Linked DNA regions of Homo sapiens: all the other regions are linked to region 1. A link is a contact called in ENCODE Hi-C or POLR2A ChIA-PET data. All regions are on one chromosome and are shown on one strand. Each heading gives the region's core, a stretch centred on a gene start or an enhancer-like site at or near the end of the contact. The rest is flanking DNA. Distances are from core to core; before and after follow the strand shown.

Region 1 (4,491 bases), core at 1,147-3,646:
ACTTCGTTGTCCCTTCGTTTTCCTGCCTCCTACAGGAGAGAAATAACTTGGCCTCCTCAATTCTTGTTTGTCTTTAAGAACCTGAGGAGCACTTTGTCTTTGACAACAACAATAGAACAAATGGTATTCGTATATCATTTTTATTGTTTACAAAAGATTATACCCCAGAGCATATCTTGTCCTCAAAATAAATTTGCCAAGTAGATATTCCCATTTTAAAGGTAAGGAAGTGGAAGGGAAGAGAAATGAAGTGTCTTACTCAAGGCCAGTGAACTGATATGTGTTGGAGGGAGTAGGAAATGAGAAGTAAAAATCTTGTGCTCCCACTGCTGGTCTGAGAATTGAATAATTCCCAGTTGTCTAGGAATATTCAAAATTATTGTATACAATGACTTAAAATCCCCCTGGAAGACATGCAGTTTCTAAATGCCTAATTGCCACAACTGAAGTAAATCAGTAGTCATGGTCCAACCTCTATTGGAGAGGAAGGGGGATTTTGAATGATACAATTTATGTTGTTCAACATAGCTCTCTTTTTATCCAATGGCAACCTTTTACAGATGACTTGGAGTTGCAAAAAGTCAAAGATTTGCTTAGGCAAATTCTTTATTCATGACATTGTGCACCCAAGATTTTCTTTCCTCCAGCCAGTCTCTGGAAACACATTTAGGGTATTGTGCTATTTTCATTTTATGACTACAGAAACAGAGTTCAAACGTTCTTAGTCTAAGACTATTCAGCAACTTCTTTCTAAACTAGGAAGGTATGAATCTGAGATCTCCCATTTTCAGAAAGCTTCCATAATCTTTGCATATATCGCATTCCAGCTTTCATAGAGGGGATGTCTGAGTCATTTGCTCATCCGACAAATCGTCATACTTTTGCCAACAAACATTCTTCCTTGGTTTTCTCTCTTCCTGAAGCGTGTAGCAATGTTCCTAGCTCTCAAGAAAGATCTGGAGCAGCTCGGAAGATAAGAGCAATTGAAGAAGAAAGTTACAATTTAGTGGAGTTAATTTTATCGCAGACTTTCAGCACGCTATTCACATGCAAACTTCACACAGAATATTTTTATCACTACCTTATTGGAATAGATTGGTAATTAATAGCTTGTAATCCACCATTGCTAACATGTTTTGACTTATTAAACACTTGGACAAAATAAAAGAAGATCTGTTTTGCCATAAGGGGGAGCTTTTGAGTTCTATAAAGAGGGGGAAAAAAGAAGAAAAAAATATATTACATGTATGTCCCAGTTCAAAAACAGACCTACAAAGCAGCAAATGGTCAGATCCTTACCTGTGACTTTAACAATTTCAGAGGACCTGAATTGCTTAAGTTGAAAACATTAGGCAAATTAATATTTTTCTCTCATTTTCTTCTTATAAAATTAAAATAATTTCTAATGACCAACAGAGTATTTTAAAGAGTATTCGGGGAAATTCAGAGACCCAGTTGTACTAGGACTACAGCTTCTGAAAGGCAGATGTCCTGGACAGTGCCTTTCTTCTATTTTCTTCTGATGATTCCATAAGAACTTTGGAAACATTTGGGTTAGCTGAAGCCAGCCTTATCTGGGGGCTCAGAAAAGAGGGGAATGGTTCATCATCGTACAACTTTAAGGAAATTCTGAGAGGGAAAAGGACAGGGAAAAGAAGAGGGAAAGAGGTAAAGGGAGAGGAAGCGGGAAGAAGAGTAAGGGAGAGAGTGAGAAAAAGAGAAAGAGAGGGAGAGGGAGGGAGGGAGAGACAGAGAGAGAGAATTAAAAAAAAAAATCTAAGAATCAAGTTTCAAGACTCTTTATGTGCTACAGAAAAGGATGAGGTTTACCAGCAAAGTGCAAAGGGGATCCTAAGAGAAGAGACAGATTTTTCTCCTGCCATCAGAAATAATAATAATAAGTGGGGGGAGTGAGGGAGGGAAAAAAAGCAAGCAAAACAAAACAAAAACAGGAATGTGTGTTTTGAGCAGGAATGAGAGCTGGGAGGACCGTAAGGGGGTGTGTACAGAATTTCATTAAATTGTTACTTTAAGATTGTCTCCTTAAAAAAAAAAAAAAAAAAAGAGAGAGAGAGAGAGAGAGAAAAGGAGGGGGTGGTGGAGAAGCGGGAGCGAAGGAAAGGAGGCAAAAGGCAAAGTGAAGGAAAGCTGGATAGCTCGGCCTCTCCAAACTGATTGATTAGTCATGATCCCCGCAGTTTTAACAGGGACTCATTCAATTGGGAAGGTGGAGCGCTGGGGAGCAGATTAGCATACGCTTGTTTACTCATCTTCTGAGGGATTTTTTCCCCCTCTTTCCTTTCATTTTGAGAAGAAGGAGGGAGGGGAGGGGGGACTTGGGGGGGGAGAAGGGGGCTGTGGCTTGTGTTATAAAGGACGCAAAAAATAAATAAATTAGAGCATCTTTTGGGGGGAGGGAATTCAGCGGATCAGTCTTAAGAGGAGCTTTTTTTTGGAGCGAGAAATCATATAAAATAAAATGAAATAAAACAAGGAGGAAGGCAACCAGCTGTTAGGGGAAAAATAAGGCAGATAAAGGAGCGGGGAGAGAAATTAATTGCCAACCAGGAGGAGTTGGGCTGTATTTTTCAAAGGTGGGGAGAGTGGAGCACACACCTTGAGGAGGAAAGCGAGAAAGAAAAGAAAAAAGCAAGTGGAAAGGGGGGCTCGCCCAAGAAGGGTGAAGAAGCGAAGAAAGTCGAGGCGCCGAGGCTCCCAAAGCTGGCAGCTCCGGGTGGCGGTGCAGGGGCGAAGGGGGGGCGGGGGGAACCGTCGGACATGCGGCTCTGGAGTTGGGTGCTGCACCTGGGGCTGCTGAGCGCCGCGCTGGGCTGCGGGCTGGCCGAGCGTCCCCGCCGGGCCCGGAGAGACCCGCGGGCCGGCCGACCCCCGCGCCCCGCCGCCGGCCCGGCCACCTGCGCCACCCGGGCGGCCCGCGGCCGCCGCGCCTCGCCGCCGCCGCCGCCGCCGCCGGGCGGTGCCTGGGAAGCCGTGCGCGTCCCCCGGCGGCGGCAGCAGCGGGAGGCGAGGGGCGCCACCGAGGAGCCGAGCCCGCCGAGCCGGGCGCTCTATTTCAGCGGGCGAGGCGAGCAGCTGCGCCTCCGGGCCGACCTCGAGCTGCCCCGGGACGCGTTCACGCTGCAAGTGTGGCTGCGAGCGGAGGGGGGCCAGAGGTCTCCGGCAGTGATCACAGGTAGGTGAGGGCGCCTCGGCGGGCGCTGCACCGTCCCTGCGGCCCCAGAGGCTCGCGGGTGTCTGGGCGCGGGTGGCGGGCGGGTCGGGGGCTTGCGGGCGTGTCTGTGCGAGAGCTGCCCCGCGAGCGGCGCAGAGACATCCGGGCGAGCTGAGAGCCTCACTTTGCTCCATCGGTGGAATGGGCACACTCGGAAGGCGTAGCTGCTCCATCCCTGGGAGGAACCTGGGGAGCCCTCCTGGCGGCCCCGCGGACCCTCGGCCAGTGAGGGCTGGTTCCCGGAGCCTAGGGCACGTAACCCGTGCTCCGAATGGTCAGATGCACTCTCTCCTTTTGGGATGAAAGGGAGGATGACCCAATTGAGATGCATGTGAAAGGAGACTTGGGGACCGTTGATTTCTTTGACGTTTTAATGGAGGTAACTCCCCTTCATTAGGCCCCATTCCCCTGAAAGCCGGCAAGGGCAAGGTTGTTGTAATGGCCAGGACTTAGAAGTCCTCGAAGTGCCCCAAAGTTGCTCACTGATTGAAGCCTGCCTCTGGGACTCACCCTCACCCCCTCCACGCCATCCCATGTCCTAGCTTTTAAAGCCCATTGCCTGTCACTCGGGGCTGGGACGAGACCTTCCTAACGCATACCCCGCCAGCGTTCCCCAGACGCGGCTGCGAAACGGGGCGCTTTTCTCATATGGGACTTTATGAGCCCGTAATGAATTTGAGTTCTCCCTCCTCAACCTCCCTCTCTCTCCCCTTCGCTGTTCCACAGCAAAGCCTATAGTGAAATCGGACACTTTGCGAGGATTGCAAACCTTAGAAATGCTCCAGCATCCATTTTCCCCCCTCTAAATGAATCTGTGGAAATGCCTTTAATAAAACTGGGGAGCGGAGGTGGGGGCGGCGCTGGAAGAGAGGAGGAAAGTTTTGCCTTTTCTGTCTGGGAGATTCCCTTTCTGCACAAACAATCTTGCCATGTCCTGGGACGTCTTAAAGTGAGAGTAGGGGTTCCCCCTTCACTGCAGCCAGGAAACGTGTGAAGGCGTTTTGCGATCCCACCCCCTCACACACACACTTTCTTAGAAGGGAAAGCTGTGAGCTCTCCGGGCAGTTCTGCTTCTTCCTGTCTTTCCATGGCTTGGACTTTCACAGATGTAGCACTGACTATCCAGTTGACATGAAGACCCCTTTAGGAGACCCACACTCTGCTGCTATCCCAAGAATACGTCTCCCGAAGCCCCCGCTTTCCAGCTATCAAAGGAGAGCGATACAGTGATTCCCCCCAACAACCCACAACTGACGTCA
Region 2 (4,491 bases), core at 745-3,244, 80 kb after region 1:
AGCCTCAGCATTTGTTGCTCTACAATTGCACTTGAAAACCATAGTAACCTTAACTTACACTCTCTCCCAACTATTCTCATGCTTGGAATACCTCCTCTTACCAATATTTTCCTTGTTAATACGTCCCTACTTTCCAGGACAGAGCTAATATATTTATGGGAATCTATTAATGATCTCATCCTATTTGAGGTTTACAGCAACCTTGAGGTAGGTAACATTACAGTAGGTAACACAATGAGAAACCCTATAACTGATATTTTAACCCAACTTTCATTCCTTCAAAGCCTGGCACGCTGCCTGGACCAACAATATCATATTCTACTCCCTGCCAGGGAATTTCTGAACCATCTGAGTCTCAGTTTCCTCTTCTGTAAAATGAATTTCATAAGACCTGCGTCACAGACTTAGTGCCAACGTAAAAAGACCTGAGGCGTGTAATGTGCTTGGCACAGTGCCTGCACATTGAGGATGGTCAACTCGTGAAGGCTGGCATTATTAATGAGGTTGCTGCTTTGGTTATGGTTACACTTGGTGCCTCTAGGGACTCTTTTTTACATCTAAGGGTTTGTCTCTAATAACCAGACAACCACAAGCTTTGCTAAGATTTCTACTCCTGTTTACTTGCTTGAGCATAATGACCAGACTCACCTTCCTGTCCTTTGGAAGTATTTGGTCCCTCTGTTGATTAACAAGAAACTAGGGAGGAAGGATGAGCCAGGCAGATTTGTCATCTTTGCTCTCCTGTGGCTTCCCACCCCTGACAGTCATTTTCTCCAAGGAAGGGAGGAAGATTACATCATCCCTTGCCAGTTGCAGGAGAAAGCCCATGGAGGGGTGGAATGTTCACCTGGCACCCACCATCAGGAAGCATGCTTTAATGTTCTATGCTGTAACTTTTAACTCAATGTTAACAGGCTAGAAGGTTAACAAATATTTATTTAGCATCTGCTATGTGAATACTCTATGGACTAGGCACACTGTATTAAGCAAAAGCTACATGGCGTTGAGCGAAGCAGTGCTCTTTAATAGAGACAAAATGACAACGATCTTACAGGATTTTGATGACAATCAGATGAGTTAACTAATAACTAGGAGATGTGTTTCATATACTGTAAAGTGCTGCCTTCAATGAAGTTGACTGAATGAATAAGTGATACATGTGTGTCAACATCCCACAAAGTTAAGAAAGTCAGGAACTCAGTGTGTGGGAAAGTAGACAAGAAGAAAGGCTTCAGCTAGGTGGGGAGTCCTACTTGTGTTTTACACCCTAAACTAAAGGTTGCTTTGAGCCAGCAGTTACTGCAAATAATGAATGAAACTAGCCAAGGAGAGATAGAGGAAATCTTGTAATTAAATCCATCTTTTCTTGCTGTGATGCATTATATCTAAGAAGCCTCTGTGTATTTTCTCACCCCTCCTTCTCTTTTCCTCTTCTCTTCTCCATCTCCACTTGGTGGCTTCTTTCTTTCCTTGGCTAAGCAGAGGCAAGGAGGTTAGAGGCATTTACAGCCTTCACTGGCATAGTTTTTTCACTCCAAATAACTTTCTAGTATTGACATTATAGTGATTCCTGTTACCCTGTAACATTACCACAAAGCGTTTTTAAGCAAAGATCTTTTTTTTTTCTTATTTGCTTCAGAAATGTCTAGGGTCACCACCACCCTCCCAACCAACCACTGAGGCTGAAGAAAAAAAAAGAATGTGGCTAGGTGGGCATGGGGACACATGCCTATATTCAGCTACTCAGGAGGCTGAGGCAGGGGAATTTGAGCCTGCAATGAGCTACAATCAGACCATTCCACTGCAGCCTAGGCAACAGAGCAGGACTCTGTCTCTTAATTTTTTTTTAAGGTGTCTAGTTGGGCAACTTGAGGTCCTTCATCTTACCATCCGGTCTGTCTCTCTCATGAGGCTCCCTTAAACAAATTAGAGCCAATCACTACATTGAGTCCTGGTTATTTTCCTCAGTAGTGCAAGGAAGAGCTCTCTGGGAGTCTAGATGTGATCTCAGCAGAGAAAAATTCAGAAGTCGCTGCAGGCTGAGATCAGTGGGGATGAGGCATCATCTCCCTAGGGAAAGAGGAGAAGAAACCCTCCTTCCTTCTCCCCGCTCCTCACCCAACCCTCCCCTTCCTGAGTGAGACAGAACAGAGTGCGGAGAAGCTCAGTGGTATGGAATGACTGCATGTAGAGAAGGGGAGGAGGAGAGATAAGAGGGCTCCAAGGCTGCCTTCCAGCTCTGTTGTTCATGGTTCTAGACAGTTTCCTCCCAGGTCCTCAGTCTGCAGGGTGGATGCTATTTATGCTCACCTATTCTTTGCTGGTCGGGGGGTGGGGTTAGGATTTCTGTCAGTCCAAGTAGGTTTTACCAATGGCAGTAATACCACAAGGATTCTAATTTATTCTACTGTCCCCTGCATCCAATAGGGAGAACAGCAAAGAATACAGATTCCAAAATGAAACAAAACTCGGTTCCAATGCTGGCTTTTACACTTCAAGTTGTATGAACCTGATCGATTCACTCTATATTTGGGAGCCTTAGTTTTATCACCTCCTAAATAAGTCCTTGCAAGAATTAAAGTTCAGGGGACACAGTGGGTGTTTAGCCAATATGTACCCTTTACTTCTTTTCATCTTAGGCAGCACAGCCTCCTAAGTGGAAGATGAGGAAGGAAAGTTTGAACATTGACTCGGTAGTGAGATGAAAGCAGTTTGACTGAATGTCTGGTGATTCCTCTGAAATCTGTATTGCAGGGGTGGGGATGAGATGGATGCTGTGTGTATAGCAGATTCACCAAGGCACCAAGAACCTTCCTCTCCTTTTCCCCTCTGTCTAAGTTCTAGTCAGACCAATTTCTCCTGGGGTCCACAGGAAACTCTAAGGATGGGAATAAAGCTCTTTCCCCAAGAACTCATTCCCTCATCTCTTCTGCATAGGTCATCCTGATGTTGAACAGCCCTGTAAGTCCAGTGTCCGCACCTGGAGCCCAAATTCAGCTGTCAACCCACACACGGTTCCTCCAGCCTGCCCTGAGCCTCAAGGCTGCTACCTCGAGCTGGAGTTCCTCTACCCCTTGGTCCCTGAGTCTCTGACCATTTGGGTGACCTTTGTCTCCACTGACTGGGACTCTAGTGGAGCTGTCAATGACATCAAACTGTTGGCTGTCAGTGGGAAGAACATCTCCCTGGGTCCTCAGAATGTCTTCTGTGATGTCCCACTGACCATCAGACTCTGGGACGTGGGCGAGGAGGTGTATGGCATCCAAATCTACACGCTGGATGAGCACCTGGAGATCGATGCTGCCATGTTGACCTCCACTGCAGACACCCCACTCTGTCTACAGTGTAAGCCCCTGAAGTATAAGGTGGTCCGGGACCCTCCTCTCCAGATGGATGTGGCCTCCATCCTACATCTCAATAGGAAATTCGTAGACATGTAAGTGCATTCTCTGAATAGGGAGTTTATTAAGTGGGTGGGTTGTGGAGGAACGTGAGGTGGGTCAGAGAGGCCTGGACAGGGGGAAGGTTCATCACAGTCAAGACTCACTCTATGGATTGTAACCCATCATTGGGTGTAGATTTGTCTTAACATGGCAGAGTTGATATCATGGGAAGAGCAATAGGGAAGGAACCATTAGACCTGGATTTAGTGACAAATCTGATGTGTGACCTTAAGCCTCATAAGCCTTTCTTAATCTTAGTCATTCCAATAGTAAATGAAGGAGGTTGGATGAGAGTAGCAGTGAGAAAATCATTTATTACTAATGAAAGTAGAAGAACTGAAGTTTGCTAATGATTTTCTTTTTATATTAAATTGAAGACAATTTATGCATTTTGATTGCTTTTTCAGTGGGTGAATCGGGGGTGAAGTTATAGTAGATTGGGTGGGGGTTGGGCACAGTCCTAGGTATTTGCACAAAAATTGTGCTGGAAAGTGAATATCAACTTTAACAGCACTTGTTTTTGTCTTATTTCCTGAGGCAGAACAGTGGTTCAAACCCATTTGATCCTTAGGGCCTTTGCAGCTTTAGGTTTCCGTAACTCTTTCTGGATGCTCACTGCTCTTATGTGAAGTAGTACTTGTCTTTCATACTCACTTCCCGGCCAGGGAGGTGGCTCACTCCTGTAATCTCAGCACTTTGGGAGGCCGAGGCAGGCGGGTCACCTGAGGTCAGGAGTTTAAGACCAGCCTGGCTAACATGGTGAAACCCCGTCTCTACTAATAATACAAAAAAATTAGCTGGGTGTGGTGATGAACACCTGTAATCCCAGCTACTCAGGAGGCTGAGGCAGGAGAATCTCTTGAATCCAGGAGGCGGGGTTGCAGTGAACCGAGATCATGCCATTGCACTCCAGCCTCGGCCACAAGAGTGAAACTCCATCTCAAAAAAAAAAAAAAAAAAAATTACTCACTTCTCAAGCCACCTCTCTATTACTTCTTCCCCAAACATCCTCAGAATTTCTGTCTTAGGAGGAAGACCATCTTATAAT
Region 3 (4,491 bases), core at 1,301-3,800, 79 kb before region 1:
CATGATGAATTCCACAGCATGATGAATTCGAGCAGGTGCCTATGAAAAGAGGAGACAGTCAGAGGTGGGTTGTGGTAAGACACAAAAAGGGGATAGATTTCTCACAGTCTACCCCACTATCTGAGATGTTCTGACAACTTTCACTACCTGATCCAGTTCTTGGATTCCTGTGAAACTTCTAAGTATTTTGCCTTGTCAGTCCCACCCATTCTACCATCTTTGTTCATGAACTCTCTATGTGAACACAGATTCTCCTGGTTCAATTTACAGTCCAGTCCCTCTACACCATTAATGAAAAAAACAAGTAATTGTTGCCAGGACAGAAAACCAATTTGAATTAACCTAGGCAAGAAGGAAGTTGTTTGTCTTTATCTTATGTAACTGAGAAGGATAGTAGTTGAACTGGGAAAACTGGAAAAATCATTTTTCCATGAAGCCCCTATCAGTTTTCAGGATTAAATCTTCTCTGATTTAACACCAAAGAAAGAAAAGAGAGAGAATTTCTTTTCCTCCTACTTTCAGTTTTTTTGTTTGTTTGTTTGTTGTTGTTGTCATTTTTAAGGTACAGTCAAGAGTCCTGGTTGGTTCAGCTTAAGTTACATATTCACCCTCTAAACCCATTGCTTGATGAGTGAGAGTCTGGTTTTAGTCCAAATTGTTTTGGGAACCCAACTTTGGAGGAGTCTCTGTGTTCCATAACATTTCTTCTAGAGCACTTACTATCTAGGGAAGGGAAGGTGGGAGTTGAAGCAGAGGAGGAATGTTTGAATGGTTGCTCAAAGAAGAGAGGAGGATAGCAGACGTGGACACTAGTACTTGAGCTAGGAAACCCTCCTAATTTGTGTCACCTCATTGTCCCTTCCAACTCCCATCAACAGTTATTGTCTCTGTTTACTTTTCTTATAGTGTGATCCGTGCCTCACAGACTTTAAACCCTATACATTTACCTTGAAAATGAGTCTAAATATGGCTACTCATCTGGGAATCTGGAAGAAAAAAGACTTACAATATAAAAAGGGATGTCAGAAGCCCATGCAAATGTTAATACCGTGGGTCTTCACAGAACCTATTCCTGAGACTCAGAAATTTTACTAAATCTTAATGAACATATATCACTGACTTTGTGCCCCACAATGAATGAAGAGAAGACCACCAGAACTGTGGATGGGGAAGCAGAAAGGGACATTACTTCGAGGCAGGCACAGACATTGAAAGACAGGAAGAAACCATTTGAAAAAGTAGAAGCATCTGATGCCCTTAGTGGAAAAGTAAATAAATCTAGACCCCTCAGGACGGCTCTGAGAGTATCACTATGGGTCCAGGACATCGCTACTCTCACTGCAAGAGTGAACATGCAGAGAGATTAGGCTCTTGGTTCCAGAAGAAGCACCTGGGACATCCCTTTTTCCAGATTATAGCATCTGTGATGGCTCTGATGATACTCCCCCATACATGTCAGGGAATGTATGTCAGGGAAGCCTTCTCTGTAGGGAAACACAAGGTCAGACTTGCTTATACTCGAGTTCAGACCAGGTTTTTGGAGTCAGGTGGGTGTGTGTAGATATTTTTAAGCTACAAGACTCAGTGTCACCAAAAGAGCCAAACAGCTAGCCTTTCTTCTAGTTTCCAGAAGACACGTCAGTGTACAGGTTTGAGTGAGGAGTATGTTCCCTTGGCCATCATCCCAGGCCCCTCTATGGCTCTGCCAGAGTTGGGATGCGTGGGAGGACACAGCTCATTGTGGCAAACCTCAGCTCCCTGGCATGTCTGACTCTGGCAACCACCAAAGGTTAAAATAATTTTAATAAAGTCTTAATGAGCAGCCCAAAGCCTCAGAGTTATTCCTGGGTCAATGGAGTTTAAGGCAAAATTCTGGCATCAGTCCATTTGTTAGAACCATTTGCCATCATGGTTCATGCTATCCACTCATCTATGAAATATTTGCAGAACACTAAAATGAGTATTTATAGTAAGTATACCAGGGATCACCATGTGCTAAGAACTGTGCTAAGCACTTTGCTGACATTATTTCATTTAGTCCTCAAAATAAAGCTGTGAGGTAGGTCTGATTATTACTCCTGTTTTACAGATGAGCAAACTAAGGCTTAGCAAGGTGAAGTCATTTTTCAATAGTTACCTGGAGAATAAATGACAGTGAGTAGATTTAAATCCAAATCTAAACAACTCCTTTTCAGGGAAAAGGCCTGGGAAAGAAAAAAAAAAAAAAAGAAGATGAAAAAAGATCTAACCAATTCCAAGCTTGTGTGTTTTCATGCTATGTATGTAACACAAAGTCCTCACATATGAGTCAGGCCCCATGTTAAATATGGGGACATAGAGATAAATAAAATAATGTTTCTATCCTCAACCTTTTCATAGTCTAATAACATAGACAAATAAGTAAATAATTACAATACAGTAGCTTATGAATAATGTCCTATGCAAATCTTGGGAGGCTATGAAAATACTGAGGAAAGGCAGTTAATCTGGTTTAGAGGATCAGAGAAGGTTTCCTAGCAGGGGTGATTCAGAATGGGATTTAGAAGAATGGGTAGGGCTTAGTCATTTGGACAAAGCAAGAATGGAGTGATCAGGACATGAAGAATCAAGAATTTGATATATTTAAGAGACTTCTGGGTAGTGCAGTAATGCTCAAATTTACATTAGGCAACAGGAAACCAGGAAAGGAGTTTATTTGGGGAGAGCTGATAGCTGCATATCCAGAGGCTCACTCTAGCAGCACCTTGGGCCCTGGGTTGGCAGTGGAGAGCCAAAGGCTAGAACCCCAGTGAAGAGCTGGGCAGGCATGTGTACTCTGTCTCTTTTGCCATTGATGGGCACATTGTTTGAGAACTGGCGCATGTGGCCATTTGTTTTCTATCTGTTCCTTCATATCTTAGGGGTCCTAATTAGTCTCCTGTAGGTCCCTGCAAAGCTATTCAGGCATAGAAACTGAAAAAAAATCCTAAAGTTTGTGATTTTTTTTGTGGTTACGGCTGATTAAAACCACATTTGACAAAGCGTAAGGAAGAAAATACCCTGTACTTGACGGCAGCATGTCAGAAGGGACATGAACGATTAGGTGCCTTCCTCTGCATTACGATATCCAATGCTGATCCAGAAACTGGCCTGCTGGAATTCCTTCTGATGCTGGACTATAAGGAAAGATCATCATGAGTCACAGAAAGCCTCTACCTAACCCCTTCTCACTCTGTTGGGACAGTTAAGCAATCCATATCTTCTGGTGAGCTGATGCCTTTCTTCTCCCCTAACTGCTATGAGTGTGGCAAAGTTTTACATCCTGCTTTGCCTCCAATAGGGGAAGAAATATAGTAAATCACTTTAGAGAAAAAAAGGCTGTTGTGATTAATTTACGGGAAAAGAAAGGTTAAAGAAAATATGCAGTGTATAGTTGGACAAAGTGTTAAAGAAAACAACAGGGAAGTTTGCAGATTTGGGGGACAGCCCTAGGGTGATGTTGAGGAAAGTGGTACAGGTGATTGGAAATAGAATTCACAGGGAAAATAGTGAGGAACTAAGAAGTATTGCCTGCCTAAAGATGAGGATTGTACATATACATTGATTTTCTTATTCCTCATAGTAATATTGTGAGAGAAGTATCATTAAGCTCTCTTATGGGAAAAAAAACATTCAAAAGAATTGAATTGTTAGTCAAAAAAACATGCAGCTGTTAAATAATGCAAGTGGGATTTGAACTCAGGTCTGTTAGACTCCTAACCCCTTGTTTCTGAACTTACCACATAAGTGAATGAAGTATATTTTTGTGGTTAGTTAATCAGAAGTAGACCATATAATTTGATTAGTCTGATTTTAATACTTTAATATTATTCTAATTGTGGAAGCAGAATTTTAGACCTTACTCTGTAGCTCAACCACGTAAAACAGAAATATCATTAGGAGATTCACTCAACAGGGAAATCAATCATACCCCATGCCTCCATACCCCTATCCTAAGAATGATCCACCTAATCTTTTGAAAAAGTGTGATAAAAAGTGTCATATTGTCCTGAGTTTAAATTATATCTTTCATTTTCAAGCTGAATGAACTTGATCACATTATATTTTGTTTTCCCACTTAACTCAGTTATTTCATCTGTAAAATTGAGATATTTTATACTTCACAAGTCAATCATTAGAATTAAATAAGATAATTTTATTAGAAAGAAATGGCTAGTATAGGGTCTGGCATACAGTAGGTGCTCAATAAATTCCTCGTGACTTTAATGTCTGTTAACAGGATTAAATGATGACTATGTTATTGCAATTATATTATCACTATTTCCACTGCTGCTATTACAGTTGCTGTGTCTAAAGTTATTTTCCTTGAATAAAGAAATTCTGTTGATTACTTCTAATGAAAATTGAATATCTTTCTTTGATTCTCCCCTCCCCCACACTCCTTTGGCATTTTTCCATGGAAACAGAAGGAGACTGTTGGAAAAGAAATACACACACACACACACACACACA

What was found. Hi-C counts contacts between places; a loop is a spot of excess contacts on that map. ChIA-PET counts read pairs that join two places held with the same protein, here RNA polymerase II (POLR2A). Pooled maps may share reads with other maps.
Region 2: a loop to region 1 is called in a map of A673, with 2.5 times the contacts of the local background. The contact joins the enhancer-like site here to the promoter of PAPPA in region 1. A Hi-C loop is called at or near these places in 4 of 168 maps with a recorded cell type or tissue (A673, astrocyte of the cerebellum, chondrocyte and 1 more). POLR2A ChIA-PET finds 5 or more read pairs at or near these places in 4 of 52 experiments (A549, A673, BJ and 1 more).
Region 3: a map of IMR-90 shows a loop between it and region 1 (2.0-fold over the local background). The contact joins the enhancer-like site here to the promoter of PAPPA in region 1. A Hi-C loop is called at or near these places in 2 of 168 maps with a recorded cell type or tissue (IMR-90 and psoas muscle) and 1 of 50 pooled maps. POLR2A ChIA-PET finds 5 or more read pairs at or near these places in 6 of 52 experiments (A549, AG04450, BJ and 3 more).

What each region holds. Positions count from the first base shown.
Region 1 is chr9:116,151,395-116,155,885 of GRCh38, forward strand. PAPPA (pappalysin 1) reads left to right here and starts at 2,397. Exons shown (of 22, transcript NM_002581.5): 1 at 2,397-3,193. The coding sequence starts at 2,779. RefSeq lists a silencer at 4,174-4,263.
Region 2 is chr9:116,232,202-116,236,692 of GRCh38, forward strand. PAPPA (pappalysin 1) reads left to right here. Exons shown (of 22, transcript NM_002581.5): 7 at 2,938-3,436. Among named protein-coding and RNA genes, the nearest start is that of PAPPA, 81 kb to the left of the region's middle. Within about 2 kb of position 1,995, at least 4 of the 41 ENCODE cell types and tissues checked have a DNase peak (open chromatin) inside an H3K27ac peak, as active enhancers do; they include A673, where a contact is called at or near this core.
Region 3 is chr9:116,072,226-116,076,716 of GRCh38, forward strand. No RefSeq gene overlaps it. Among named protein-coding and RNA genes, the nearest start is that of PAPPA, 79 kb to the right of the region's middle. Within about 2 kb of position 2,551, at least 2 of the 41 ENCODE cell types and tissues checked have a DNase peak (open chromatin) inside an H3K27ac peak, as active enhancers do; they include IMR-90, where a contact is called at or near this core.